6 separate regions of the Mus musculus genome follow, and all the other regions are linked to region 5. Evidence: chromatin loops called from intact Hi-C (ENCODE). Cell type or tissue: left cerebral cortex. All regions are shown on one strand. Each heading gives the region's core, and the rest is flanking DNA. Links, peaks and the distances in the headings are about the cores only.

Evidence for each region. Peaks named below come from ENCODE experiments on the same cell type or tissue, not always from the same donor. Only the 100,000 strongest peaks of a DNase experiment are listed, where the experiment ranks them.
Region 1: a loop joins it to region 5, with 2.3 times the contacts of the local background. A loop is called at or near these places in 9 of 42 quality-filtered maps.
Region 2: it touches region 5 in a loop (7-fold over the local background); 21 of 42 quality-filtered maps call a loop at or near these places.
Region 3: a loop joins it to region 5, with 3 times the contacts of the local background. A loop is called at or near these places in 10 of 42 quality-filtered maps.
Region 4: it touches region 5 in a loop (4-fold over the local background); 6 of 42 quality-filtered maps call a loop at or near these places.
Region 6: it touches region 5 in a loop (2.2-fold over the local background); 27 of 42 quality-filtered maps call a loop at or near these places.

Annotation. Positions count from the first base shown.
Region 1 is chr9:70,288,271-70,293,306 of GRCm38, reverse strand. All of the region lies in intron 2 of Myo1e (myosin IE), which reads right to left. It overlaps Gm40531 (a long non-coding RNA gene), which reads left to right. Exons shown (of 3, transcript XR_870895.3): 3 at 1-1,554. Among named protein-coding and RNA genes, the nearest start is that of Gm40531, 7.9 kb to the left of the region's middle. In left cerebral cortex, for the core only: no CTCF peak of the experiment used is centred there; a DNase peak (open chromatin) is centred at 2,272.
Region 2 is chr9:70,389,990-70,395,025 of GRCm38, reverse strand. The region is part of intron 26 of Myo1e (myosin IE); the gene reads right to left. Among named protein-coding and RNA genes, the nearest start is that of Mir5626, 13 kb to the left of the region's middle. In left cerebral cortex, for the core only: a CTCF peak has its summit at 2,262 (motif pointing right); DNase peaks (open chromatin) are centred at 2,305 and 3,168.
Region 3 is chr9:70,258,166-70,263,201 of GRCm38, reverse strand. All of the region lies in intron 1 of Myo1e (myosin IE), which reads right to left. Among named protein-coding and RNA genes, the nearest start is that of Gm26849, 18 kb to the right of the region's middle. In left cerebral cortex, for the core only: no CTCF peak of the experiment used is centred there; DNase peaks (open chromatin) are centred at 1,354 and 2,749.
Region 4 is chr9:70,136,533-70,141,568 of GRCm38, reverse strand. It overlaps Fam81a (family with sequence similarity 81, member A), which reads left to right and starts at 12. Exons shown (of 9, transcript NM_029784.2): 1 at 12-256. In left cerebral cortex, for the core only: no CTCF peak of the experiment used is centred there; DNase peaks (open chromatin) are centred at 1,076, 1,661, 2,078, 2,835 and 1 more place; H3K4me3 peaks cover 1,899 bases; H3K27ac peaks cover 1,320 bases.
Region 5 is chr9:70,205,759-70,210,794 of GRCm38, reverse strand. It overlaps Myo1e (myosin IE), which reads right to left and starts at 3,445. Exons shown (of 28, transcript NM_181072.3): 1 at 3,092-3,445. The coding sequence starts at 3,094. All of the region lies in intron 1 of Gm26849 (a long non-coding RNA gene), which reads left to right. In left cerebral cortex, for the core only: a CTCF peak has its summit at 2,570; DNase peaks (open chromatin) are centred at 665, 1,923, 2,488 and 3,514; H3K4me3 peaks cover 2,409 bases; H3K27ac peaks cover 1,210 bases.
Region 6 is chr9:70,311,275-70,316,310 of GRCm38, reverse strand. The region is part of intron 4 of Myo1e (myosin IE); the gene reads right to left. Among named protein-coding and RNA genes, the nearest start is that of Gm40531, 15 kb to the right of the region's middle. In left cerebral cortex, for the core only: CTCF peaks have their summits at 687 and 2,091 (motif pointing right); DNase peaks (open chromatin) are centred at 714 and 2,083; H3K27ac peaks cover 659 bases.

The sequences.
Region 1 (5,036 bases), core at 407-4,406, 83 kb before region 5:
GGACCAATGAAAAACAAGGTTTGGTTTAAAATGGTCAATGTGTCCTGATTGTACACTAAGTATCCACAAATTTACCGGCATGAGAACCAACAGGAAGTAAGTTATTCCAAGGAAACAAAGTCAGTTGCTTGACTGTGTATCTAAACAATTTCACCTTTTCTATCTGGCCGGGTCTTGGGAGACCTCAGCTAATACCCAGAGGGCTCAGGGCCAGGTGGGGACAGAGATCCTGGGAAGTCCCTTGGCACTGCCTCCCACAGCTGATACATAATTCAGGAGTGCTCCTGGGGACACTGGCAGGGCCATTATCCCCACACTCATAATCTTCCACAGTGAAGGTGTGGCTTAAGAATAATTTTCAAACTGCAGGTAGAGATGAAGCTATGATACCAAATAAAAGGAGGGCGGGGGAGGGGCATCTCATTTCCTAGACAACGAGAAGAACCAGGCAGATCTGTAACTGACTGGTTCCCAGATGTTTGCTCAGGCTTCTGTGAATGCTCACTAACCTGCAGCACAAATGACATGGGAAATCAAAAGAACAACACAGTGAATTTTTCATGAGGCTCAATTCAGGGCTGTTGGAGATGACTCAGTGGGTCCACGCCTAATGACCGGGGTTTCATCCGGGTAACCCACGTAAAGGTGGCAGGAGAGAGTCAACTCCTGAAAGCTGTCCTCTGACTGCTGGGCCTTTGTGTTCCTCCTCTAACAATAATAATGAATTTAACAAATCAAGTTCAGTTCATCGGGTATAAGGGGCTTTGGATTTAGACAATTTCCTTTTGGTACATGTAGTGTAAAATCATCTTTTTTGGAATGTAAAGGGAATGTACTTAAAAAATGTACTTATTTCTTATTTTTAAAGATTTGCTTTTACTTATGTGTATGTGTGCTTGTGTGCATGTAGTAGGGTGTCTGTGAAGGCCAGAAGAGGGCATTAGATTCCCCAGAGCTGGAGTCAAAAGCAGTTGTGAGTGAGTCCCCTAATGTAGGTGCTGGAAACTCTGGTCCTCTTGAAGAGCAACAAACATTTCTAACTACCGAGCCATCTCTCCGGCCCACTGTTGAGTATTTTCTGCGACAGGTTTTCCTGTATCCCTGGCTGACCTAAAAGTTCCAGTGTAGCTGAGGATGCTGTTGAAGGGCTGATCTTTCTGACTCCATCTCTTACGGATGCAGTACTTGGCTTTTGTGGTGGTAGGGATCGAACCCAGAGTTTCAGGCATGCTAGGGCAGCATAGCTGGGCTAGTCTCCCAACTGAGACACATGGCCAGTCCATGTTGTGTTGAATGTCAGGCAAAGCTAAGAGCATGCATTGTACTATTGAATGCGATGACAGCATGCAGCAATAAGCCAACCTTACTGCATATATTACGGAAAAGTGAAGGAGGTGGGGCCACTGTCCAAAGCCATATATTTGGGGACGGTCTGAGCCAGAACTCAAGCTCTTGGCTCCAGTCACAAGACTAATGTCTCACCCAGCGTGCTGTCCACTCCCTGTGACCTGTCTGCCTAGAGCCAAGCATCTCTCTGAACAACTAAGGACACACTGCCTCTGGCAACTGCTGCTCTGGCAGGACAGCCTGAGCTCCTAACTGAAGGATTAAAAATGCCAAACACATCTGAGAGTGGCCTTTGAGGAAAAGAAGTCTAGAGACAGTTGGAGCAGATGAGTGTGAAAAGCTTCACACGGGAATTCCTCTCAGCCAAGCAGCTAGACTGGACGGATGGACAGACAGACAACAGAGTGCTGCTGCAGCTCCTTTCTTTGTAAATTCCAGAACTTTCCTCCCTCACACACTTTAGAAAGTCATTGTAAGCAGGGTGGCAGCCGTCTCCATGAATGGATGGCAAACTCATCCTTCCTTCTTTGGGGATAAATAGCTCAAAAATGCAGGCTTTATTGGTTGGACAATGTCAGCATGTTCTAAGTGGGTTTTGTTTCCTAATGGAGAACAAAGCAACTGCGCTTGGCCTGCATGCATTAGTCACTGATTGCCCTTCATGCTGACTTATAATACAAAGCAGTGCTGGTATTATGGGCAGGAGGTGATTATATATATATTCTTAACAAAGAAGAAACAAAGAAAGAAGTCGTCTTTTATTATAGGAATGCTATGCTATGGGTTATCTCTTAAGCAGTAATGGAGACTGTGATCACTATGCAGAGAGAAAGCGGGAGGCAGACATGGCAGCACGTCATAAACACCCATCAGCATTGCCAGGCCTCCTCTGAGCCGAAAGTGACTCCCTCCCACCTGCCGAAAGAAAGCTCCTTTCTGTCGAGTGGGTAGAGATGTCTAAATCAGAAAGTCATTAGTGGTCAAGCAGCTCGCTTCCTTGGAGGAACACACCATTAGTCAGTTATTGACTCAAAGGCATTCACTACCCTCACCCCCTGGCCCGGTGAGTCATTACAAAAATTTTGCTGTCTGAATTTTAAAAGGCTTGAGAGTCAATGGATTTTCAGGGAACATTTAATACGGTGCATCTCTTGCCAAGAACTGTGCGGGGCGGGGGGAGGCAAAAACTGCATGAGGAGGCTGATACACTATTGTTACCCAGCAAGAAAGCGCATATGTGCGAGTATAAGCTCGGGGAATAAAGCTATATGCTGAGAGGACCATGGGAACTCCTCCTGGCAGCAGGATTTTGTTGCTGTTAGTGTCCTTCCCTCTGTGAAGTTGCATTGTATCAGTCATGTTAAATGGTCATATACTGCTTTAAAAGGCTCTTGCAATTTTTTTTCCCCTGTCTGCAGGAAGCTCCTAAGTAAACAGTCCAATGAGGAGCAAGCTGTCTGGGTTGAGGCTGGACTAACCTTAGGCAACTACAGCCATCATTATCTTTGCCTTCTCTTATTCAGCAAACCCACATTTTTACTGGGTAGGGAAATGGCTCAGTGGTTACTATTGCTTGTTGTGAAAACAAGATGACCTGAGTTCAAGTCCCCAGTGTACACATTAAAGCCAGGCATGGCTGCACATGCCTATAACCCCAGCACTGGGGAGGGAGAGACGGGTGCATGTCACGAGCTCCCTGACTGACCAGCCTAGCCAAATCAGTGAGCTTCAGGTTCAATGTGACAGAGAGACAGAGAGAGAGGGAGAGAGAGAGAGAGAGAGAGAGAGAGAGAGACACATGTATGGGGGTATGTACTAACTAGCACACATATGTGCACATACAATACACACAGCAAACAGGCAAGAGGGAAAATCCACCTTTCTCAAACTTATAATCTTACATTTAAAACAGTTTCTAGAGCTGGGATGTACCTCAGCTGGTAGAAGCCAGGCAGTCTCAACCCACAATCTACGAGTCTTCATGTACCATGGGGTCACACACATAACATTTGTGGATGGTGCCAGATCGAGATGAAACAAACAGATTTCAGTTCCTGTGACTAGAGGAGAAACGGAAAGTACACACAATGGCTCCCATACAGTTACCAAAAGGGGAGCAGAGCAGATAGGTGGTGCAAGGGTCCCAGGGAAACGTCAGCTTAAAAATGATGGTGGACAGGATCTGTCTCTAAACCGCAGGCCACTGCTAGTCAAGAGGATGGTGTTCACTCTAACTTAACAATAATGTAATATTGTGCCAGGCAGTGGTGGTGCATGCCTCTTATCCCAGCACTCAGGAGGCAGAGGCCAGCCTGGTCTACAGAGCGAGTTTCAGGTCAGCCAGGGCTACACAGAGAAACATTGTCTCAAAACAAACAAACGAACAAACAAACAAATAAATGTAATAGAGTGTGCATTATATTGCCGAATTGCCATGTGATATTTGAGCTAAGAAGGTCCTCACTTCCCCCTCAGACCCAAGGATGTCTAAAACTGCCCGTTCTGGGTCAGGCGGACCCCTGGCTCTGTCAGGGGCTTGGCAGACAGAGATCAGCAAGCAGCTAAGGGCATTAAAAGATTGTATCCTTGAGAATTGCTAGAAAGTAAACTATTTCTAACCTTATTTTTGTTTATCCTAAAGTGTAAAAATGTCGACAACAGAAACAAAAGGCTGGAAACTCAGTCACAAGAAGCTCATTCACGGAGCGCAAATTCAATCAGAAACTCCAGGCTGGGGCTGGTGAGATGGTTCAGTGGGTAAGAGCACCCGACTGCTCTTCTGAAGGTCTGGAGTTCAAATCCCAGCAACCACATGGTGGCTCGCAACCATCCGTAACGAGATCTGACGCCCTCTTCTGAAGTGTCTGAAGATAGCTACAGTGTACTTACATATAATAAATAAATAAATCTTTAAAAAAAAAGAAACTCCAGGCTGACACTGTAACTTCCCCAGTTGGTTTGTTGGAGGTCTGTAAGCTCCCCAGTTTGATATTATCGTTCTGTTACTATTTACTGTTGTTCTTAACTTGGAAATCCCACCCTAGGGGATGATCTGCTCCACGGTGTCTCTCTCAGTTGGGAACTCCAGTAGTCTGCCTCCGTGTGGTCTCCCCCAGGCTGCTAGTTGCTGCTAACTCTCAGTTTGGTGATGTTGTCATTGCTCCCTCACCCAGGCCGCTCCAGTTGTCTGATCTAACGATGCTTTGCTAATGATGCATCTGCTGCCTTTCTCTATCTGCCACGTGCTATTCAATTTTCTACTTTTGCTTGTTACATGCTTTATAAACTAACTCACTCAAAGAACCAAAAAGGAAAAAAAAGACTACTGTAGATGATTCTCTGGCTAGACTATACAGAAAAAGTATGCATGTCAAAATTGATCAGAGATTCTTAACTGGTTATACCACATATCCAAGTATGGGAGGTAACAGTCATGTTAAATACCCTTATTTAATTATTCGATAATGTCCACATACATCAAAACATCCCATCATATCCCCCAAATATTTCTAGGATCTAGAGAGATGGCTCAGTGGTTAAGAGCTTGTATTGCTCTTGCAGAGGACCAAAGTTCTGACCCTCTTAGGCTCCTGTGTGCCCACTAATGGGCACTCATGTACACAGGCACACCATTACATAATTAGAAAATAAAAATAAAACAACTTGCTTGGGCATGATGGTGTAAGCTT
Region 2 (5,036 bases), core at 462-4,461, 180 kb before region 5:
GGTTGGTGGTGCAGTAAGATGACTCCATGGGAAGAAGGCACTTGCTGCCAAGCCTGACAGCCTGAGTCTGATTCCCAAACCCTACCTGGTGGAAGGAGAGAAATGACTCTCAAAAATTGTCCTTTGACCTCCACGTGTGCCATGGCATGGGCATACCTATGCAACACACTAATAAATAAATAAATAAATGTAATTAAAAAATAGAAGGGTGTGAGGTAAGGACCCACATGGGAAGGGCGGGCTCTCAGGTCTGGCCATGCTTACTGACATCTCCAAGGGCCGAGAGTAGAGGGGCAGCCTTATCTCCACCTTTACTTAAAGACTCATCACTCCATTTTGAGCTATGTTCGCCAGAGGCCACACAGCCTTGTACTTGCTGAGATCCTATGGCGACAGACAGACAGATGTGCACCAGGTGTGATGAACTGGCTGTATCAGGTGGCAGGTGGATGGGGTGGGTACTGGATGCTGGGCTGGGGCAAGGCCCCTGAAACTTGTCTCTGTCCCAAGCCCTTTGGAAAGCAGCATCCCAGGCCATCATGAGAAACACTTTTGCTGATGACAGACTGACTAACTCATGGATTATTACAGTGACATCATTTCCTACCCAGCATCTACTAGACATCTCCCTTCTCCGAGAAGAACTTGCTCGGGATGCATTTGGTCCATACTGATACCTTGCTTCGTGAGCTCTGGCTGAAGTAAGGACCCCTGCTCACTAGATGAGGCAGCAAACAAGGCTGTGTGCCTTCACCATGCCTGCACAGCGCTGTGCTGGAGGCTCGGAGCCACAGCTGCTAAGTCAGCACAATCAGTGGTGTTCAGAGTGCAGAGAAGTGAAAGATGAGACAACAGCCATGCCTGGACACACGCAAGGAACACACTAGAAAGCTGCTCACAACGGAGCTCAACAAGATGATAGAAGATCATCAGTACCTAGGGAGCTCGAGGTATAGTATGGCTCAGTAGACTGAGCACATGCCTGGCATGTATAAAATCTGGGGCTCAAGTCCCAGCACTGCATAAACCAAGTGGTGCATGGCCATCATCCATAATAAAACACTGGGGAGGTAGAGGCAGGAAGATCAGAAGTTCAAGGTCATCTTTGGCTACATAGTGAGTTTAAGGCTCGGCCAGCCTGGGCTATATGAGACATTGTCTCAAATAACCAACTTCAAACAAACAAACAAACAACATCAAAGTCACACACCATCGGTTCTATGTCCAAGTATTAGCAAAGATAAACTCAAAGCTGAGACTGAGGTGAGCGAGATGACTCAGCGGGGGAAGGTGCTTTGCCACGAGGCCTAATGCCCTGAGTTTAGTCTTCAGGACCCACACCACATGGTAAAAAGAGAGAACGGATTCCCTAAAGGTGTTCTCTAACTGCCACACATGTGCTGTGGTCCCTCCATGCACTACACTGATAAGTAAGTGTAACTAAAAAGAAAATGAAATTAAGAAAATGATCACATTAATAACATGAGTATAATACTTAATAATAAATGAGTTTTTATAAATAAAATGTCTATAACCAGCCAACATAGATACGTAGATTGTTAGTGAGGTGGGACAGTGTTGAGGGGAAAGTTTCTTTTTTTCCTCTTTCTCTCTCTCTTTCTCTTTCTTTCTTTCTTTCTTTCTTTCTTTCTTTCTTTCTTCCTTTCTTTCTTTCTTTCTTTCTTTCTTTTTTTCATGTGTGTATGTATCCCTGGCTGCCCTGAAACTCATTCTGTAGACAAGGCTAGCCTCGATCCACTTGCCTCCAGAGGGCTGGGATTAAAGTTATGCCTTGTGTGTCGGAAGGTTTTATGAGGAGGGAAGAATTCTAAAATTAGATTATGGCCATTGTGCACAACTTTGTCAATACACTAAAATTATAATACTGGGCATTTCAAATGGATTGATTCTATCTCCATAAAGCTTCTCTTGAATCAGTTGGTAGGGCAAGGGTTATACAATGCATAGTTGAACCTTGGAAAGGCCCAGGCCTTGTATGCTGGGAGCTGCTGAACGTGTCCCAAGAAGCAGGGGAACTGCTCAAACACCTGCCTCTCTTTTATTGTTCATTACGGTTTTAAGACAGGGTCTATACTTGAATTCAGTGTGCAGTAAGGAATCTATGCAGATGAAGAGCTGACTGACGCCTGGGTTTAGCAGTCTAGGGACCTGGAAGCATCACAGAGCACAGCCAGTCACAACACAACTGCCATTACCCAGGCTAGGCTAGAAAGAGCCCCCAAGCCTCCAGAACCCAGCCGATCTCTAGTGTCACTAGGTGGCGATCCTGTGTAATAAATATGGAGAACTAATGGCTTTCAACACACTGCCAGAAATTGATTAATGAGGTCGTTTAGGTACCACTCCCAGCCAGAGTGACTGCCAACTCAGTGCAGAAGGGCCACTGAGCAGAGCTGGCTCCGTCCTCAGCAGAGCGGATGGCAGAGACTTTCAGGAACTGTGTCAACGACTTGTGAAACAGTCATTAAAAGCCAAATCTTACCAACTTACAATTAAATTAGCAAACGAAATAAGCAAGCTTCATCCCATCCCATCCCCCACCCCGTCCCCTTCTGTCCCCCTCCCCAGTCCCACACACTTTCTGAGTAGCCATGCTGGTGGCTCAGCCTGACCTGGCTATGGTGTGTATATTTACTATGTATCCTAGTTTGCTGCCCGTTGCTGCCATGAAACACTGACAGAAGCAAGTTGCTCTGGCTGTGCTTTATTACAAAGGGAAGTCAGGGCAGGAACTCAAGGCAAGACCCAAGCGAAGACCATGGAAGAATACTGCTTACCAGCTCGCTCACTTGGCTTTCTCATACAATTCAGGACCCACCCACCTAGGAGTATACTGCCTGCCGACATCAGTCCGTAAGGAAATGCTCCACAGGCTTGCCTCCAAGGAAAATCTGATAGCAGCAATTTCTCAGTTGAGGTCTGTCTTCCCAGATAACCCTAGCTTGTGTCAAGTTGACAAAAAAGGAAGCCATTTAACCCCAGGAACTGGCAACTGTTGCAATTTAGGCATTTTTGTTTAGTTTTATTACTCCCTGCTGCTCAGGAGACCAGACCCTTCCTGAATTCACCCTCATGGAAAATGCTTTCCTAGGCTGGAGAGATGACTCAGCAGTTAAGAGCACTCGCTGTTCCTGCAGAGAACCCTGATTTGGTTCCCAGCACCCACATAGTGACTCACAACTGTAATGCTAGTTCTGCTTTTTTTCTGGCTTTTGAGAACACTAGGCACATACACGATGCACAGACACACCTCCAGGCAAAATATCTTTACACATGAAAAGATAAAAATGAAAATTGGAAAATGCTTTTCTGAGCCGGGCTCGACAGCATACACCTGTAATTCTAGCACTTGGGGAGGCTGAGGCAGGACAATCTCATCTCCGTGAGCTCAAGGCCAGACTGAGATGGACATAATACATCTGGATCCAGATATCAAATAAAAAAAAAAACCAGCAGGCTGTCCCTCCATTTGTTTTGAACTGTCTGTGCAATTTTGGGTAATTTTGGCCCCTCTGCTATTTTGTGTTGTTTGTATTTCTAATATCCACCCCACCCCCCACCCCCAGCAACACACACACACACACACACACACACACACACACACACACTCGAGGATTGAGAACTGTGTTATAAAGACAGAGCCTTCACTGGGACAATGGAGACAACACCGAGAATGTCAGTTTCATAATAAAGTTGCAACCCTGCTGATATGTCAACAGTCCAAGTTACTTTATCTGTGGACCTGCCGTATCTCTGCAGACACATATGTTAGTATGTAGCTATAAAACTACACACTATCAAACAAATCTGGTATCTGATTACATGTAATTTTCTTAATGGAAAATTTTTGCATTCTGTGTGAGTGTTTTGAGGGAGATACCAGCCCAGGCATTTGTGAGGGTCAGAGGGCAGTTTGCTGGGATTGGTTTTCTTATTCCTCCATGGCGGTCCTGGGAACCGAAGCCAGGTCATCAGGCATTGCAGCAAGCACATTTACCTGCTGGGGCATCTATTTGCTGCCTTTATATGTAATAAAAAAAATACTTAATGTTATATGTATGGGTGTTTTGTCTGCATATGTATCTATGTACTGTGTGTGTGTGTGTGTGTGTGTGTGTGTGTGCCTGATGCCTCTGAAGGTCAGAAGAAGGCATTAGGATCCTCTGGAAATGGAATTTCGGATGGTACTGGGATTCGAACTCAGGCTCTCAGGGAGGGCTCTGATCTGCTCAGCCATCTCATGGAACTTCTGTACAGTGAAGCTCAACTTTCCTGTTTGGATCTGATGGGCTTTAGTTCAGGCGAACTGCATAGTGTGCTTTTTGTCCCATAACCTAACAAATCTATTTAACTTCTCTCTCTTTTGGGCAGGGCATCACACCCAAGCATAACCTCACTGTATCGAAGAATGCGATTCATGCTTCCTGAGAGACCACGGAGCCATGCACAGCACATCCGGGTTGCAGGCTGAGAATTTGCCTTGCAGGGTGAATCCTACATTATTGGCTAGAAAAGACCAGAGTGCAGGCACTGAGATCAATGTCTCATCCCTGTACCAGTGTTAGGTTTTCACACCCAAAATTGGTTTATCCATTTTTAAAAGTTTAATTAATTAATTAATTAATTTTAATTTTTAAAAGTTTAATTAACTTGCTGATGTGTGTGTAATGCTTACCAGGGCTCTTATATGGAGGTCAGGGGATGCCTTTGGGGAGGGAGGGTCTGTTCTTTCTTACCATGAGGGTCCTTAGAGATCAGACATAGGTCCTAATAGTTGATAACAAATAGCCTTCCCTGCTGAGTCATCTTGCCAGTTCTCAGTTATTGGCATCTTATTCTCCCCATTATACATACGAAGACACCAAAGCACACACGTTAAGTGACAGTCATGAGCTGTCCAATAAGCGTGCTGAAGGAGATAGTTGATGAGTAAAAGCGAAAGGAGCCACCGGCTGAACCGGACTCATGCCCAGTCCTTCCAGCTCAGATACACCATGTTCTGTGAACCTTCCAGG
Region 3 (5,036 bases), core at 612-4,611, 52 kb before region 5:
AGCCACCAGCTGGGTTGACTGGACTTGGGAGGGGGTTGCAGGACAACAAGGGAATGGAGATCTCTTCTCTCTGGTTGTAGATGGATGCATCCCAGGACAGTAAAGATAGCTGGCCAGTCCTCCCTCCCTCCCTCCCTTCCTTCCTCCCTCCCTCCCTCCCTCCCTCCCTCCCTCCCTCCCTCCCTCCCTCCTTTTCCCTCCTTGTTGGTTTTTAAAGGCAGGATAAAGAAGATATAGGGGTTTTGTTTTGATACAATTTTTAGCTACAAAAAGTTACAAAAAAATACATTAAAAACTCCTTACACTCCATCCATTTGCAACCCTGCTTTCTTCTTCCCACTCTCTGCCAGGATTCCTCCAGAAGCATTTAGGAAGGGGACTGGGGCTCAAAGAGATGACTTAACCTTTAAAGGCTAAGCTCCCAGCTCAAAAATATAAAAAGAGGACGGACACATTATGACCCCTGATCCTTACCTACAATATATACCCTCCTAAATAGGGTGCTTTCTTATAACAGAAGGTCAGGAAGAAACACAGATGCAATTTCTTTTGTGCCTCTCCAGAGACACTAATGGTACTAATGGTGTCTCTCCCAGCGGTCTTTCTGCCCCTAGTTCCGGATTAGTAATGCGTTACATTTCATTGTCAGACCTCTTTCATCTCCTTTCATTTGTAACAGCTTTCCTTTGTCTTTTATGATTGTTGACATTTTTAAAAGAATTCAAGCCAATTATTTTAGAGAATTCCCCTCCCTGTTTGGTTTGTCTGATGTTTGCTCATAATTAGATTCAGTTCTTGTGATTTGGGCTGGAATTCTAGACAAGCAAATGGGTGTCCTTCTCAGGGCATCATGTAACATTAGGGGGTACTAACAGTGTTCATCCTATGAACCTGTCTATGTCCAAGCCTGTTTTCTTGAGGAATAATTTAGAACTTTTTTTCTGTTGTCACTGACAAGTGTACGTATGGGGAGATACTTGGAGGCTACATAAATTTCCTATACCTTAAAGATTTACTGGCTTTTAATAAGATTAAAACTTAAAACCAGTTGGTTCCCGTTTTGGAGGAATGCATTCCTCCTAGGCCCAGAATTGTGCAGACAGACAAGGGCTAAGTACCATTTATCTGGGCTTCCCGGTGCCATGGTAGCTGATTTCCTCACAGACTGCTGGGTCCCAGGGAGGGCAAGGATGCTGGACCGAGAGATATGCTGTTCATCTGCAAGGCTGTCTTCCACCTCCACAGGGCGGGAACAAGACGCTTTAGAAGCTGAAAACCAGAGCTATGACTCAAGCTGTGTCTTAATGCCAGACAGCACTGTCCAAAGACTGAGAGGAAATCAGCTCAGACAATATGCAAAGCTGTTACATGCATGGCAGTAGATAGCTAGTCATTCATTGGAAGTCCACCCTTCCTCCACCCAGTTCCTCTCTGCCTCAGCTACCAAGCCTTTCAACACCTACCTATTTAAAATGTGGAGGTGGAAGAAGCCTTCTGGAAATGGGTTGCTTAAAGTCACGTGGGGATCCGGGGATGAGAATAAAGCAAGAGCCAACAAGGGGGCCAACACTTGTCCCTAAGCCATACTAGAAAGTTCTCTCCCCAGGTGTGTATTCCAGCCACTCACGTTCCCACAGGGAACTGCTACCTCAAATTCCTCAGGACTCAAAAACACAAACAGCAATGGCACGGCAGCATTCTTTAATGACGGCTGTGCACGCTCTTTCAATCTTTCCCATTAACCACAGCCTGGTTTTCCTACCCATTCAAATAACCCGTCCTTTAACCCAGGCATCAAACTTGTGCTGGATACTCTAATAGGCCCTGGGGATATAAGGTTTTGTTTTTCGGTTTGTTTGTTTGTTTTAAGACACAGATGTTCACAAATTAATTACTTAAATCCGCATTTACAGTCCCATTGTGGTTTGTTAACACGAGATTCAATTCTTTCACAATATAAAAACACCGCAAGGAGCTAGTGACTTAGTCAGGAAAGAGAATACAGACGTAATTCACACCAAGCTGTGAAATAGTACTCTGGGTTGCCACGTAAGCTGAGAAGTTGCGAGTCTACACACACACCAGTGATCTTCCCAGACAGGTAAACCCTAACTTGATGACCCTGTTTAGAGAGCGCTCTCCCTAATTCCTGTGGCTTTTTTTCTTCATTCATTCCATTTAAATCAAGCTGACTAAATTTTCTCTAACAAACTTTTTTTTCTTACTCTAACAGTTTTCTTCCAAAACTTCAATGCCCAGCTGCAAACAACGGTGACATTTGATGTGAGATATAACATCTTCCTCTGACCACAGGGGGTTTTAAATATCCTGCCTGGAACCTGGAAAGCTGTAATGTAACGTAAGATCTTCGTACTGAGCACTAAAACAGCAGTTTTTCTAGAGACCAATTAGCCACTTGCTAAGGAAGGCAACATCAGGAAAAGCGTCCAGTGTTAAATATCCTGGCCTCTTTAGTCCTCCTGAATGCCTTCTAGGCAAATCAACCGGTGTGTCCGGCTTAACCAGTCCCTGGACAAAGGCTGTGGGTGGAGAGGGGTTTCCTGTTCCCTAGACACTGCCTGCCTGGTGCTCACTGAAGGCCACAGATGCCTAATCCAACAAGGATCCCAGTGCAAACTCAGAACCATCCACACTCACCACCAACTTCTCTGGGCGCCATCCACCCTTCCACTTCCCCACTTCCCCAGCTCCCACACTCACGGGTTTAGTCATAAGAGGAAGTGGCTCTGAAGTCCCCATGTTGTCACACTTTGAAACCTGGAAGTGGCCCAAATGCTAGAAAGGGGAGTTGAAGGAAGGCGGGCGACCATGTGCTGCTCTGCTGATGTGAAACACCTGAGCGCACCTTCCAGACAGCAATCTTCCAATGTTTTAATTTTAAAAGAAATTCCCAGGTGGCTCTGAGGTTAGGAGCACTTGCTGCTCTTCCCAAAGGACTTGAGTTTGGTTCTTAGCATCCATGTTGGATGGCTCCTGAGCCAGCTCCAGGGGATCTGGCATCTTCTGGCTTTCAAGGGCACCTGCAATAATGTGTCAGGGCCCATGAGTGAGTGCACACTCACACACATATATGAGTAACTAAGAATAAATTGCTAAAAATAAAAACCCGGAAATTACCAAATTTCCCATCTCAGTCTGGAAAATGGGTTTTGAAGAATTCTGGCAGACATTCCTAAGAGGCTCGAGGGTCATCTCTAAGAAGGTACCTACATAGTAAGGTCAGCTTCAGAGGGAGAAAAACAGCTTCTTTGGAGAAGGAGCTATCTATTTTTTTTAAATCAAAATTTAGCAGGGCCGGCCTGTCAATCCTCAGGACTTTATCTTAAACTCTTCCTTAGCTAACTGCACACGAGCTCATGTTTGCTCACCCTAGAAGTATCTATCCTCTCGAGTGTGTGAGGTAGGGAGAGATTCAGACACTGACATTTTTATCTACATCTAAGCACCTGTAAATAGATTAACTGTAATGCAGCAATTTATGGCCACCAGTTAACTTTCTCAGGTCTGCCTGCCCGGGAAATGGCACCCCAGCCTTCCCGGAGCAGGTAGTAATCATCCTATTCCTGGCAGTACTGAAAGCTAGCCTTCTTTGAGAAGACCTTATTCCCTGGTTGGCTTAGCATGGATCTTATCACTGGAAGGTCTAGGTGAAAGCGTGCGTGCAACCCTTCCTTCCTGGACTCCGAGGCTGTGATGGGTAATTAAGAAGGCTTCTCTTGGGTGCTGGGATATTAAGTCAGTAACAGACACTTTCCTTGGGTATTTGAAGCAGCTTTGTTTTGGCTAAATTCCCAATTCCTCCAAGACCTGGCAAAGAGAAGAGGCTTAAACTAAAGCCTGGGTGTGACCTTGAACTTGCCCTTCTGCCCCGTCCCAGGTGGGCGGCTAGAGGAGTTACTGCTGTCCCTTTCCTCCTCCCTGGAACACTAGGGTGAAGGCTGCTGGGGATGACCAGGGCTGCACAATGCCTTGGTTCTAGAGTTTCCCTTCAGAACACTGAGGCGCAACAGAACCTTCATAAGGGATGTTGGGGGAAACAGCTCTCTTCTATTTAGATGGTACAAAATGAATCAGCAGTGACATTTGCCTCCATCCAGATGGATATGACCCTGGGTTTTAGAGCAATTTTCTGGTAGGTTCTGCTGAGACTGCCCTCTGCAGCTTCCTGAGCAGATACAGCCAAGGATCAACTGCTAGGCTCCCAACACTCCCAAAGCTTAGAAATATGTGTGGGGGCTGGCAAGATGGCTCAGGGGGCAAGCACTTGCTACACAATCCTATCGACCCATGCTCTATCTCCAGACCCGACACAAAGAAAGCCAGCCACAGCGGTACACATATGTCATCCGAGTGCTCCTATGGTAAGATGGGAGGTGGGGAAGGACACAGGAGAATGACCAGAAGCATCCAATCAAGAAACAAGAGAGGGCTGCCTCACCAAGGTGGAAGGAGAGTTGCAGGATCCTGAAAGCTGGCCTGACCTCCATATGCACAGTGGTACTCATGCCTGCATGTGTGAGCACATGTGCGCACGCACACACATAGAGACACACACCCTCTCTCTCATACATACATTCTTACACACTCATACATATATACTCACATACACAAAATATTAATACTTTTTATAAAGAATGGATTGTGAGGTCCTGGGCTCCATCCCAGGTTGGGGGGGGGGGCGGGAGGGGACTTTCATTCCTTTTGTTGTTCATTCTTCCTATTTTTGTTGAGATCATGATGCAAGTCATATCATTATTCAACTATATCAATTTACAGGTCAGGAAATTGAAATGTTCAGAGGCAAAGAAACTGAGCCAAGCTGACGAGGAGGTCTCCAAATGAATCCAAACTTAGAGAATAGAATCAAACCTCCTCTAGCACAAAGCATCTTCCCAGCAAAGAACTCCAGGAGCCCACAGGTGCCTGGCTGAGCTTTAGGCTGCTGTGCACTGCACAGGGGAGACCTCCCCAGGCACAGCCAACCCTCCTCCTGTAGAGTTTGGGTTGGGAGGTCT
Region 4 (5,036 bases), core at 426-4,425, 69 kb after region 5:
CGGGGAAAGCCTCCAGCTCGGGCTGCCACGGCAACCGCGTCCAGGCAACGCGCCCGGAAGAGGCTCTGGGAGGCGCGCGGCGGCTCGCGCCCTTCCAGGGTGGGGGAGCCGCGAACCCCGGGCCGGGCCGCGCGCGCGCTGATTGGAGCGCGGGCCCGCAGCCGGGTTCGCCCCGCAAAGCCCCGCGCTCGCGGCCACCGCACCCAGAGCGCCGGCGACGACATGGGCAGCCTCGGCGCGCCAGATCCGCGCGCGGGTGAGTCTTCAGAGGTGTCTCCCCTCCCCACATGTCCGGGCATCCTCTAGACTCAAGCGGCGGGTGCTTCCGCAGGGACCGTCGATGTGACCTTGGAGCAACCACTCCATGGATAGGCATGGGATAGTGCTGGGGAGAGGGGGTGAGGGATGAAGCCTCGTGTGCCCCGCGTGACACTCTGGACGCGAGAGGGTTAACTGAATGCTGACGCGCAGGGCTGAAGTTAGGCGCAGAGCGCAAGTGGCATTGCATCTTCGCGGGGGCTGCAAGCTAGCAGACAGAAGAGGCCCCCGAGGGACTGTTTGAGGAGAGCCAAGGGTGTGCAGAGTTTGCCAGGACTAGGGGCAAGTCTATCATTCACAGTTGGAGCTGAGTGACCTTGGGTGGGTTAGCCACATTGCTCCCGCGGATTCTCTGGTTTTCATCCTTTGAAAGGAAGGGCTCTGGTTCTTTCCAGTTGCAGCACAAGGCTGTTTTGCTGGTACTGTGAGCTGAGGAAGGGACCCTCTGGGGATGCAAGACTTAACCATATTTATTCCGCAAGGGGTTTCCAATGAGCTGGCTCCCAAAGTAGCAAGAAATGTTACCATTTTATGGAGGGAACAGTCTGGGGTCCGGAAAGGCTCCTTAAAATGCATAGATTAAAATCCCTTCGGTGCACTTAAGTCCTGAACCCAATCAGGGTCCAAGCTGCCAAATACTTCTTTCCTGTAGTTGATCTGATAGGAAACTTTGTGTCTGAACAGGTAAAATCAAAACCCAGTAGTGGCAGGCAGTGGCAAATTAAGTGAGTCATTTCTTCAATGTGCAGAAGCTGTGTGTGTGTGTGTGTGTGTGTGTGTGTGTGTGTGTGTGTGTGTGTGACATGCGCATGCGTGCACTCAGCTTAAAGTCTGTGTATGCTGTTAAGAGGTTATTTCACAGAAATAATGTTGAACTGGTTTGGATCTACAGAGGGAATCACTTAGAACTAGGGCCAGACATTTGCATTGTTCTTTGGAGATTTGGGGTTAGGGGGCTAGCAAGATGGCTCGGTGGGGGGTGGGGGTGGGGTAAAGGTCTTTGCCATTAAACTTGAGGACCTGGGTTTGATCTCTGGAACCCACATTGTGAAAGGAGAGAATCATCCAACCCCCACAACTTGTTCTCTGACCTCCACACCCACACAAGGCACAGGAGCTAAACGAATAAATGTAATTAAAAAATTAACGAATTAGCTTTCTGAGAGTAAATACGTTCTTTATTAAGAAATGCACATTGTATCTACCTTGGCTTGTGTGTGTGTGTGTGTGTGTGTGTGTGTGTGTGTGTGTAGAGGTGACTTACAGGCTGTGGTATTTTTTCTAATTTTAGCACTGGCTGGAACTAAAAATGACACAGAGGCCATTTTTCATCCATAAACTTCCCTTTCCTCCAAGGGGCCACAACAGGTCCCCATGACTCCCATCACTGGACTGTTGAGATGCCTCTGACGTTGTGTTCCAAGGACACTCTTGATATCCATGGAAATCTGACTCTCTCTGTAAAACTGTGAGCTGGGAAGCCAAGTTTCCAGTTAGTAAGCTTTTGCCAGCTCAGCTACCTGAGGGCTTAGAAATCTTTAATGGTTTACATATTAGAAATCGCATTAGCATACAGATACAAAAGTCCTCATTGCTCAAGAATTCTGCCTGTGAGCCTACAACCCCTTTAAAGACCCACAAGTCCTGGACCTTAGATCCTTCGTTGGCAAAGGACTCATTCTCCTACCCGTGCTGGCTGCTAACCCACCGTGTCTCCTCTCATGTATCCTGCAGCCCACTCCTGTATTTTCATTTCCTGTCTCCGAGCCTGTCTCTCCCCACCCCCCTTCTCCCCTCTGCCAGGGTGTGAGCACAGCCTCCTTCACAACACCTCTTCTGAGAACCAGGATGACCTTGCCCATATTCTTTAGTGCCACCTCCAACGTATTAACTCTTAGAATGTGATACTGTCTTCTCAAGACCCTCATTCCTGTGTTCCTGGTTTGGTACTTGCCAGACCTGGTGGCCCTTCAGAATTGCTCTGCACATTTTGAAAAAGACAGGGTTTATTTAGTCTCTCAAATATCAAGATGGAATCATTAGGGTGTTGTAGGACCTTAAAAATCCAAAAACAAGCAAACAAACAAAACCCTTTCTATAAAACAAGCAAACAAACAAACAAAAAAACAAGGCTTAGGTTAGCAAAATGGCTCAGCAGAGAAAGGCACCTGTCACCAAGATGGACAACCCAAGCCAGAGGTTCAGAATCTGAGCACAGTATAAGAACAGAATGACTCTTCTAAGTGGCAGTGTGTGCTGGGACACACACACAACTTTTTTTTTTTAATTTCTTTTTTGTTTATTTGTTTGTTTGTCTAGAAAAAAAACAGAGGAGGGAGGAGGGGGAGAAAATAGCCTGTCTGGTGACTGTTGCTCACTCAGGCAGGGAAACTACTTCACTTGAGGCTCAGAAAAAGTCATAAACAACGAACTCAGGAGCAGCTGGCTTCATTCTCTGCTCTGCCAGCTTTGCTAGGGATTTTGGGTTTAGGCTGCCGCTCTCCCACTCAATGGACTGGCAGTGCCTCCGCTTTGACCTCTGTGGCTCCGCCTTTGACCCCTCCCCATGGCTCTGCCTTGACCCTTATGGCTCTGCCTGCATTTTCTTTCAACCTCTAAAATTGACCTTTAAGAACCTTCCCACATCACTGAATCTTTCCACCTACTGTGCCTGGCTTTAACCATCACGGAAGACTCCAGCTCTTTCACCCGCGTCATTGTAATGCCTCAGCCCATCTTCAGGGCTCTACATCTCCACATCTCCCATCAGCACATGTGACCTCTGAAAAACACAATGTTTTGTCTTGACAGGTTTTGACATGTTGATTTTCGGGGGGTGGGTGTGGGGGACGGGGAGGTGGGGAGTCAGAGCCTTACTATGTAGACCAGGGTATCCTCATATCCAGAGATCTGATGGCTTCTGCCTCTAGAATGCTTAGCTCAAAGGTGTGAGCCACTGTGTGCAGACTTGGACTTCTTATATTCCAGGCTCTAGTCTCAAAATCACTCTCATCGTGTTTTCTTCTCCTCGCCTGCCAAGTTATCCAGGAGAAAGTCACAAAGACCTTTGGACTGGTTTTGTTCTAAATTGATGCTGGCTCTAATTTCATGAAGGCTGGCTTTCATGTAGAAGAATTGTACTCGTCACTAACTCGCATCCACTTTGCTCTGTGCCATGGCTTTCTATCCCTTAAACGCCAGGTTCCCTTTTAGAAAATGGCCTTTGATGGATAAGATGCTGGGCCTCCACCTCTGTAAATCCAGCTGTGCCCTCCTGCGAGTCTCCAAGTATTCCTTCTCTATCTCTCCATGACCTTATTGTGTTGGTCTGGAATTCGGGGATGTCTCTGTGTCTGTCCTAAGTCTAGTCTAAACCCATTCTACAGTCTCCTTCCCTTACTCTAGTCCTGCGTGCCCCGGATTGGGAACACATTCATTTGTCAGTTTGTCATTGTCCTTTTGACTTTCTTTGCTGCCTCTTTCCTCTGCCCCACCCTCATTCTGCCATACAGTCAAGTCATCTTTTCTGTAAGAAATGGTGCTAGAGTTTCCATTCTGCTCACTAGAACCTTCTCTAGTGAAGGGAGTCATGGTACTTGCTACTGTGTGGTTACGGAGCTCACGGACTGGGACTAATGTGACCAAGGACCTGAAGTTTTATTTTTATTTTCTTATTGTTGAGCTGTGCTTGAACTCATAATCCTCCTGCCTCAGCTTCTTAAAGGCTTGAGATTATAGGCATGTGCTACCACACCTGGCTTGAACTGAGTTTCCAATTTATGTGGATTTTAAATGAACTTAAACTCAATTGAAATAGCCACAGGGAGCCATTGACTATTTCGTGGGGAGGGCAGAGCCGGCAGCGTTAAAGTGGGATCAGCTGTTCTGTTGAGCTCAGTAAGTTTTCTCCTTTGACTGAACGCTTCCTTTATCTCTCTGTGGAACCTGCTTCCTCACAGTTCCCCTGGAGGGGTCTTGGCTGCAGAACTGAGCCTTCCCTGTGCCCTTCTCCTTGATCAATGCCCTGCTGCCCTTCTGTGCCTCTGTCTGTCTGTCATCATGCCCAGCTTGGTGCCTTTCTTGCTGGCCCCTAGCTGTGAGGGTTCTGAAGTTGTTATTTTTCCCCCTGTCTTCTCCCCCCCCCCCCCGGCCTTCTCTTTTTTTCCATCCAAGCTTCGGGGTAAAGTAAGAGCCTACCTTCCTGTGCCCCAGTGGAGCCCATGTTCTCTCCATCTCTGTGAGGCCAATACTTCTTGTTCTTGCTTTGTGGATGGAGAGGTTGATGTAGAGGGAACGCAGGATAACTCAAGGCAAAGCTGAGACAGGAGCTCTGGCTGGCAGGGTGCTCTTCCACCTCTGCCTGGCCTGCAAGCCCAGTGTGTGCTCTCACCTCTGCCTGGCCTGCAGGCCCAGTGTGTGCTCCCACTTCTGCCTGGCTCAGGACCCTGACATGGTTGTTTTATCACTCTGCTTTTCTAACAATCTCCTTCCCCTTTTAATTTTTTTTAAATCTTAAACTGATTCAAATATACGGAAATGCTTCAACAATAAGCTGAAAAGTTCTGATCTCTCTTTCAGCCGCATTCTATAAATATTAACTTTCATCCACACTTGTTTTATCTTTCTGGCACTTTCTCCCACTCTCTCTTTGCATCTATTTGTGGATATGTGTGTATAGACACACGCTCCTGTACCATGTCAGAGCAACAGGGAGGCAG
Region 5 (5,036 bases), core at 579-4,578:
GCCAGAGTCTATGGCGGAAGTTTTAGCCAACAGGGCATTTCTGCACTCTTCTAAACAACATTTCTTCATTTATAATGATGTACATACAGAGTTACACACACACACTCACCTCTTCAAGCCTCCTAACTGAAAAGGTAATAACTATGGCCTGGTAATATATTCTGGGTTTTCCAAGATGATCTAGTATTCCGTAGTTAATGAATATGAAGGAGAAGTGAACGATACAATTGTGTTCATAAATATGAAGTGGCAATTTTCATCGTGAGTCACAGCTGAGTAAGTCAGTTGGTATAGATGAAGAGTCTAATAATATGCTCCCAGACCTTCCTGAAACGCTCCTCCCCAATCTCTCTCTCTCTCTCTCTCTCTCTCTCTCTCTCTCTCTTCTCTCTCCCTCTCTCTCTCCCTCTCCCCCCCTCTCTGTGTGTGTGTGTGTCACACACACACACACACACACACACACAATTAGTTACTTTTTCTATTGTGACAAACATCCCTGACAAAAGGAACTGGTGGAAGGGCTTGTCTGAGAGGATGAAGGGGATACAATCTGATCAAGGGGGAAGAGGCATGGCGGCCAATACCAGAGGCAGCCAACACCAGAGGCAGCCATCACGCCGCTGTTCCAGCAAGCAGGAAGCAGGGAGAGACAACTGCTGGAACTCAGCTCCCAGTTTCCTTTGTAGTCAAGCCCAGCCCCAGGAACGGTGCCACCCTGTGGGTCTTGCAGCCTCTACAAATCTAAGCTAGAAACTCTCAGCTATGCCCAAAGGTTTTGTTCTGTGATGATTCTAAATCCTATTAGCTTGCCAATCAAGAGCAACCATCGCACAAGCACACAGAGAGTTCACAGTGCAGGTGTTCTTCCTCCAGCCTGGCCAAGGGCCTGTGCTCTGTGCTAATTCTTGGCCACACCCACCGAGGGTAATGGCCCATCCCTTCCTGTCCTTAAACAGCTGAAGGATTCAACTGGGCAGGCCCAGACAGATGCATAACACAGAAGTTCCATTCAGCGAGAGACTTCTTACAGAAACATTGAGCATTCTCACAGGACTATCTGAGTTGTGGGTACCTGTTCTAAGGTGACTTCACACAGCTGATAAGCCCACTCAAACTTCCAAGTCATGGAAGAAACACATTTCCTTTAACTTTGTCCAAATGACTCTAGATACTAGAGTTCTTTCTGTCCATGGCACATCTATTTAAGGATAGCCAGCTGTTTCAACTTTTCCGGGCAGTAAATTGTGGCCCGGGCAACCATATCTGATGCACAGATAGCCTCCTAGTGGCCCACAACATGCCCATCTGTGCTGTTGGCAGGGAACCCAGGAGGAGGTGACTACACCCTGTCTACCCTGATAAATCAACCAAGAAAGGGACTCTAAGACACACCTCCACATCTGATGGACCAAATAAACTACCCCAACTGCAAGGAGCCAAATTGAGCGTGTTTTCCCACGTCTCTGGAAAGGGCATCACAGGCTAATTTAGGGTCTACGCAGCCAAAAAAAAGTGAGTTTAACAAAGGATTTTTCTCAAGGTAGCACTTAAGCAATTACATACAGTAAAATTCTTTAAGTCCTTGGCCATAAACACATTGATTTTGGGTTTTTTTTAGAAATATTGAACCACGGAAAGTAATTACAGCAATTCTTAGGCACCAGGACTATCACTGTTCAAGTTCAAGCGGTCAGAGGCTGGAGAAACTCCACCCATGAGGCACACCATGAGGGTGGACTGACTTCTGAAACCTCGAAACTGGCGGGGGAAGCTTATTTATAAATGAAGTATTCTCTCTCAGGGGCAAAGGTGACATAATTTTGAACTATGTGGAAAGTAAAAGCTTGGGGCCAGGATGCCCTTTAAAGGTTTCGTTTGTTTTTAAAATCATTCTTTTGAATAAACAGCGCGGGGGGGCAAGGACTGTTTGTGAACTGAATGTGGGTTCTACCCGGGCGTGCGCTGCGGATGCTTGGCGCTGGGGATCTGGGATACAGATTTCTCAAGCCAGCGCTATGCTAGGCATCTTTTTTAGTAAGCTTCACCCTCACCGCCAGTAAACAATGAGAAAGCCAGGAGGACAAGCTCCTCCACCACGAAGCAAGTGTGGAAACTTTGAAGCCTTCTAAAACCTTTTAAAAGTTTTTTTTTTAAGTTTTTAAAGTCCCCCCCCTTTCGGTCCGGGTGGCTGGCAATGTCTCTAAAATTCAATCTTTGTTTTTGTCCTTCAGTAGGAAAGCCACACCACGGCAAAGCCCAGGGGATGTGGCTAAGGTTATTTGGGATTGAGAGAGGAGGGTGGCTGGGCTGGGGACTTAGTCTCAAATGAGTTACAGAGAGGCTGTCCAACCCAGACACTCCCCCAAGTACCAAGTGGGAAAGAACAAAACCAGGAACGATCTCCGAGAGGGTGGCGGTCCTCTCGAGCTGGGGACCGGGTGGGGCCCTCCTCAGGAGGTGTTTACCCTACACAGGGACCCTACAGGCCTGGGCTCCCGGCCAGTTTGGCTGCCGCTGCGCGCTGTCGTCAGAGTCCCTGCAGCCCGGGCCACCGCCAGGTGCTCCGCAGTACCTGGCGCCCCTGCCTGCCTTTGTGCAGCGCTCGGCCCATCACCAGCGCAGGCGGGGCTGCCTAGGTCCTCCCCAATGCCAGGAGAACAACTGCGGGATCAGCCTGCCAGGGAGCTCACGCCAGTGCCTGCCCAGGGGAGAGGACCCGAGGGACACAGGCGTGCCCCTCACCTTCTCTAGAGGAGAAAAAAGTCTCCGGTCCCACGGCTGTGCCGGTGAAAACAGACGTGCCCACTCTCAAGCTTCAGACAGCTGGCAGCCACAACAACATTGGCACCAAAACTTTCGCGGCGCAGAAAGTCACTCCAGAGAGTTTTTCTTGTCCCTCCTCTCTCCCTCTTCCCGTTTAAGACCCGGTTTACAGCAAACAGCAGGAAATCAGCGCTCCAGAAGTGCACACTCCCGCGTCCACCTTCTCCACCCCCTGGCCTGGGCAGCTTGCCCAAGGTAGGTGCCCGCTCCGGGGCTTCCTGCCCCATCCCAGGGTCAGGCGTCCTGGGACGCGGCGCAGCCAACTCACCATGGTGACTCCCGCCGCGGTCGCGCCTCCGCCGGGTCCCGCTGCCTAGGCACTGAGGCTGGAACGCGGTCTCCTGGGCGAACTTCAAAAGTTGGTTCCCTTCGCCAAAAAACAAGCTCCCGACACCCAAGCACTCACAGGAGCCAATGGAAATCCAAGAGGGACTCCATCCAGGCGGGATCCGAAACGCTAGGTGAAGGCAAAACTTAGCAGACCCGGTGCACACTCAGACCTGGCGATCCCCAACTGTCTAGAGATGCACCCTGATGCGCTCTGCGGGATTGCTTGTCCAACTGCTTTGCCTGGACCCGCTTTCTCTTAACACTTAATCCGAACTCTTCTCTGGCTCAGGCTGGGCTCGGGCCGGGCAATCTGTCCATAAATGGAGAATTCAGCACAGGCCTGACCAATCAGAATTTGTTTTCGCAGCGTCACTCCTCAGGGAAGCCGAGGTAGCCAACAAGCGTGAACTACAAGAGTTTACAAAGGCCTCTGGATCCTGTAGTCCTGCGGCCTCGCTACCCCGCAGAGCGCGCCGCTGTCCTAGCCGTCCCCAGGGAGCCACCCCCAAACCGAAGGGATGAAAACACTTGGGGAGGTTAGGAAACCGCGCTCCTGTCGCTTCTCTTTACGGAGAAACTTAGCATCGACTTAGCTCCCACTCACAAGTCGCATGATTTTCCTAGATTCTTTTTTTTAAAGAAATATTTTTAACTGCTTAAAAGATCACAAAGTCGCAGCTCAAAGGAAATCCTTTTTCTTTTCTTCTCTCTCTCTTTCTCTCTTTCTCTCTTTTTTTTTTCTTTCTGGATTGTGAGGGAAGTCGAAAATACTTCCTCCACCCGTCTTTTGTACCTGAATTAATTTCCTTGGGAAGGGAGAGGAAGGGAGGGAGGGAGGGGGGGGAGAGAGAGAGAGAGAGAGAGAGAGGGAGAGAGAGAGAGAGAGAGAGAGAGAGAGAGAGAGAGAGAGAGAGAGAGAGGAGGAAGGAGAAGGAGAAGGAGAAGGAGAAGGAGAAGGAGAAGGAGAAGGAGAAGGAGAAGGAGAAGGAGAAGGAGAAGGAGAAGGAGAAGGAGAAGGAGAAGGAGAAGGAGAAGGAGAAGGAGAAGAAGAAGAAGAAGAAGAAGAAGAAGAAGAAGAAGAAGAAGAAGAAGAAGAAGAAGAAGAAGAAGAAGAAGAAGAAGAAGAAGAAGAAAAGAGAGAGACAGAGACCTTGGTCCTCGCGGTGTCCGGTTTCAGGAAGCCAGGTAGCCTAGGAGAGAGGGGAACGGGGATTCCTAAAACAGTATTAGGGAGTCTGACTCCTGGTGAAAGGGAAGACTGAGGAAGTAAACTCGCAGGGCCTCTGCGGGGCTGCGCTCCCAGGATCTGAGGAAGAAGAGTTCAGGAAGAAAAGAGCACAGAAAATCTTGAGATTCGGTCGTCCCCATTCACGTGAACCTAGGATCCTAGAGTTGCAACGGATAGTAAAAAATCAAATCATCTTGGCTAGGACGAGTTTTGCTCTTTGTTTTAATGTGGTGCATACCTTCAGAGGACTATGGCCAAACCAGGAAAAGGAGCGAATGCTGATACACCCTGCAACAGAGAAGGACCCAGGAAACCTAATTATGTGAAAGAGGTTGAGGTCAAAGTTCAGGAGGAACAATTCCGTGTGTTACAGTGGTGGGTAGGAAATGCTGCAGAGAGTAGTAGATCTTGGTTGGCTGCTCGGGACAGGTGTGGTGTGTAGAGGGACAGCTGATGGAACAAAGGGGCTTTGTCTTGTGGGGAGTGGTCCAAGGATGTCCCCTAGGTACTGATGTTGGTAGTAAAGCTGACTATACCCAAAACCGCTGAATTGTGCGTTTTAGAGTAAGAATCTTCTGAATTACATCAATTTTTTAAAGGAGGGAGAGGCACACACACGCCTCTGAGCATGTGCGCAGATGCAGTTCAGAGGACG
Region 6 (5,036 bases), core at 413-4,412, 110 kb before region 5:
TTGTCCAATCCCAGAAAGCACAATTAGGAAACTATAAACATCAGAAGGATGGAATTGTCCAGAAATGACCAGTGACATCCACACACATTTTTGTCAACAGAAAAAAATGGAGGCTATGAAGTAATTTCACCCGACATATTCCATTCTAATTATAGGCAGAACATAATTATAATTCGATTTTTATTGTTAAGATGGGGGTTTCCTTACAGAGTTAAGACTGGCCTTGAGCTCAAAATCCTCCTGCCTCAGCACTGGGATTATAGGCATACACGAAGCATCACCTCAGGCAAATGTGGTTTTTTTAAGGACTTGGGGGTATAGCTCAGAGGTAAGGTGCTTCCAGAGCTGCTGGAGGCCTGGGGTTCAGTTCCAAACACAGAAAGCCTTTGATCAAGGTAAGACAACAATGGGAGAGCTGTTTGTTTCAGATAATTATTTTTTACACTTTTTGTCATGCTATGTTACTTTTGTGTGTGTGTCTATTTATGCCTATGTAAATATATATATACATAAGTATATATAAATATAAATATACATATGCAAAAACGGGCACTCAGGCTTCCGCCTCTGCCTCGATGTGATGCAAGTTTCCTTATTTTAGGAATGCTAAAATTAAATGATGAGGTAATATTAATCACATCCTGAGAAACAAAGACTACCTTCCGCTGGGTGGCCTGAATGTACAGCAATAGCCTTTTGTTAATAGTCTGCTCTCCCAAAATCCCCATTCTTCCCTCAAAATCCCCCTGAATTCATAATGACCTCAATTCAAAACATGCTCGATCCCATCTGAAATCTCCTCTCTCTGTGAGCCGCCTTGGTGTTGCCAGAATCAAGTTTGTTAAAGAAACCCACATCTATAAAAGGACACATGCTCTCGGTGATCAAGGAATTGGAGGCCCACATCTTAACATTCTATGAACCTCAGTCTAGTTGATGTCAACAAATGTTGCCAATTGTGTAACAGCCACGATCATCAGAGCAGCTGTGACTACTTACAAGCAGCCTTCAAGAGTCTGCCTGCTAAGTGTTGGTTCCTGCATAGAAGGAGTCAGTGGGACACTGACTTGTCACCTGGATTCCAGGGCTCCTCTGGTAACTATCTCCTTTCCAGTTGCCCCAGCTGTAGCTGGCCTTACAAACACTCTATTTTACGACTTGCTTTACTAAGTTGTAACAATGTAAACACTGAAGAACTTTAGGAAAAGGAAGTGTAATGTTACAACCAAAGAGTATAACATCACAGAAACAGTTAAAATAATTATGAAAGAATTACAAGCCAGGCAGCCAGGGCTCAACAGCAACAATGTATCTACAACAGGTTGGTAACAATGTGAAAATAGTATAAGAAAAAGAAAGGCCAGGACAACTGGAAAAGATATTACTTGGTCCTAGTTTGCTCTGATGCTGTGATAAAATGTCAAGATAAAAAGCAACTTAGGGAGGATAAACTTTATTTGGTTTACAAGTCATTATGTAGAGGAGCCTGGAGGCAGGAGCTCCGGCAGAGATCATGGAGGAGTGCTGCTTATCAGCTTGCTCTCCAGGGCTTGCTCAGTTTGCTTTCTTATATATCCCAGAACCACCTGCCCAGGGGTGGCACCATTCAGTGAGCTGGACCCTCCCACATCAATCATTAATCAAGAAAATGCCCCATAGGCATGCCTACAGATAATCTGAGGGAAGCATCTTTATAGTCGAGGGTGCTCTTTCCAGCTGACTCTGGCTTGTGCTAGTTGACAAAATAACTGGCACACACTTGTTAGGAGGTTGCTACATAAATGTTTCTTTTCTCTTCTGCTGTGATTTATCATTATGCTTTTTACAGTGCTGAGTGTTGAACCTGAGTTTCATGCATACTAGGCAATTGCTCTACTAATGAGCTACAAACCCAGTGCTGGCCCTAAGGTGATTCCTTCCATCCTTCTTCCTCCTCCTCCTCCTTCTTCTTCTCCTTCTCCTTCTTTCTTCTTCTTCTTTCTTCTTCCTTCTTTTCTCCTTCTTCTCCTTCTTCCTTTCTTAACTATGTATAGGTATGGTTGTGTGGGTGTGTGCATTTAAGTGTAGTGGCAATGGTGGCCAGATGAGGGCATCAGATTCCGCTACAAGGGCTGGGAACTGAACTTGGGTTTGTGAGAATAGTACACACTCTTAACCATGGAGCCAACTCTCAAGCTTCTATGACTTTCTCAATGCCTACATTTTATTTTTATGGTTTGTGCATGTGTGTAAACCAGAGGATGATGTCAGAATGTCTTTTCCATTATTTTCCACCTTTTTTTTTTTTGAGACAGGGTCTCTCTAACGGAACCCACGGCCTATGACTGATTGGATAGACCGTCTGGCTCCTGCACTCTAAGAGATCTGCCTTTCTCCTACCCACTCCCAGTGCCAAGGTTACAGAGGGCTTACCCCTATGCCTGGACCTTACAATTTTGTCTTTGAGACAGGCAATTAACCATGTATTTTTATATATTTTAAAAACATCTTTCCCCCCCACCTCCAAGAGGAAGAATCACCCCACAATGATGATGAATATTCCTCAATTTTATTATTTTACTATTCAATTATATATATATATATATATATATATATATATATATATCACCATGACTAATCAGACTTCTGTTAAGTTTGCACTTCTGTATTCATAATTACTTAGAATAAGCCTCAAGAGAGAAAAACACAATAATCCTAGCAGAATTATAAAATAAAAGTCTATCCCACAACAGTGCCCTTGTTTAATAGTGTGGCCAGGCACTAAATACTGTGTCTCCTAAAAAGTATTTTTACACAGGGGCTGGGGTGTAGGACTCATGCCATGGTGAACATGTGGAACTCAGAAATCAGAGGGCAATTTGAATGAGTTGTTCACCCCTTCAAGCCTGTAGGTTCTGGTGATCCAAGCATTTTGGAGGACTGAACTGTCTCCCAGACCTGACCAAGCATTGTATCACTGTTTGAAACAAAACAGCAGAATTGTAACAGAGAGCAAGTAACTCTTTTCATGTATTAAAATAAATATGCCAGGCCCCAAAATAGGGCATCCACTTTCTCAGGAGCTGTGATTTCTAAGCAATTTAAAATAATTAGCTCTGGCTAAACATTGATCTGAATGCTCGTTTCTTGGTTTCAGTTTATAGCCACTTAAAGGGACATTTTATTGATCACAGCCGGTAATGTGCTTAAAATAATGGCACAATAATGGAATCTTCCATAATTATTGAAGCTTACAGTATATCTAACCATATCTGTACTGGCCTGCTTGGAAAGGGAAAGCCCTATCTAAACTGAAAAGTCTATGAAGACATCAGACATTCTACAGCACACTACCTCCATCGCTGCTCACTCTGCAGCTCACAGCAGCCATTGCAATAGGCTTTGCCTGTGTTCACTGACAACCTTGCCTAATTCCATCGTTTTGCTTGACTTCCAGGGAGAAAGGTCGGAAAACAACAAAAGCTCATCCAGGAATGTTGGTGCGTTCCTGTAATCCCAGCCCTGGGCCTGCTGCAGGAGGGTCCAATTCTCTGAGAGTCTGGGATATATAATAAGACTTTGTCTCAAAAACCAAACAAACCAACAAACCAACCAAATGCTAGAGATGTAGCTCAGTAGGAGAGTGCTCGCCTCACATGCTGTCCTAGTTAGGGTTGCTAGTGCTGTGATAAACACCGTGACCAAAAGCAATTTGGGGAGGAAAGGGTTTAGTGATTTCACATGGTTGTTCATCACTGAAGGAAGAGAGGACAGGAACTGGAACTGGACAGGAACCTGGAGGCAGGAGCTGATGCAGAGACCATGGAGGAGTGCTGCGTACTGACTTGCTCTCTGTGGCTTGCTCAGCCTGCTTTCTTACAGAGTCCAGGACCACCTGCCCAGGGATGGCAGCATCCTCAATGGGTCAGGCCCTCCCACATCAATCACTAATTATGAAAATGCCCTATAGTCATGCTTGCAGCCTAGTCTTATGAAGGCAATTTCTCAACTGAGGTTCCCTTTCCTCAAATGACTCTAGCTCATATCAAGCTGACATAAAACTAGCCCGCACACACGCCAAAGATTTGATTCCCAGTGCTCTGACTCCTGCAATTTGTCTTCTGACCTCCACACATTTGCCGAGGCACACGTGTGCACACACACAGGTGCACAATAGATGGGTACAATTGTTAAAAAGAAAAAAGAAAAGAAAAAATTAAGAAGAGGACTGGAGAGATGGTTCAGCAGTTAAGAGCACTGACTGCTCTTCCAGAGGTCACGAGGAGTTCAATTCCCAGCAACTACATGGGGGCTCACAATCATGTGTAATTGGGCCCCACACCCTCTTTGGTGTGTCTGAAGACAGCTACAGTGTACTCACATAAAATAATAAATAAATCTTAAAAATAAAACCCAAAAACAAAAACAAGAAAACTGATCAGCAACCCTCAACTCACTCTGACGACCTAGCAGAACCCCCAGAGTGTTCCATAATCATCATGTTCCCGATTCTTCTCTGACCCTCAGGGCTCGGACTGGGAACTCTTAACTAGGACCCCCCGTTTGTTCCCAGTCGACTGGGGATCAGCCTGACAATTCAAAATCAAAGACGAGACAGACCTCACAGGAAATACCGCTCCAAACAACACAGCGCTTGCATGTTAGCTGTAGAAATCAACACTTTAGCCTTTTATAATGTTGTGATAATAATTGGACTCAGGGGACTGCCACGGTTTTGTGAGTCAGGCCGTTCCTCGCTTACAAAGCAACAATGCTTCCAGTTCCCTTAAGTTACCCCAGCAAGTGTGAAAGCATTTCTGCCTTCACATTGCTCATTCGGTCATCCTGACCGCTGGGAGAGATGCTCTCCATAGTGGGTCTCCAAAATCCCTCCGTGCCGTTCCTCCATAGCTGCTGCTTCCCTGCAGCTCACTGGATGAATGCCAGGGAGGTGTATTTTGTGTCCGTCTGTGTTTTAGGAAAGGTAAGGTGAAGCGGTTAACCATGCATGTGTTTTGTCTCCAACACTACAGGGCTGAGGCCCTCTTCTTGCTGAA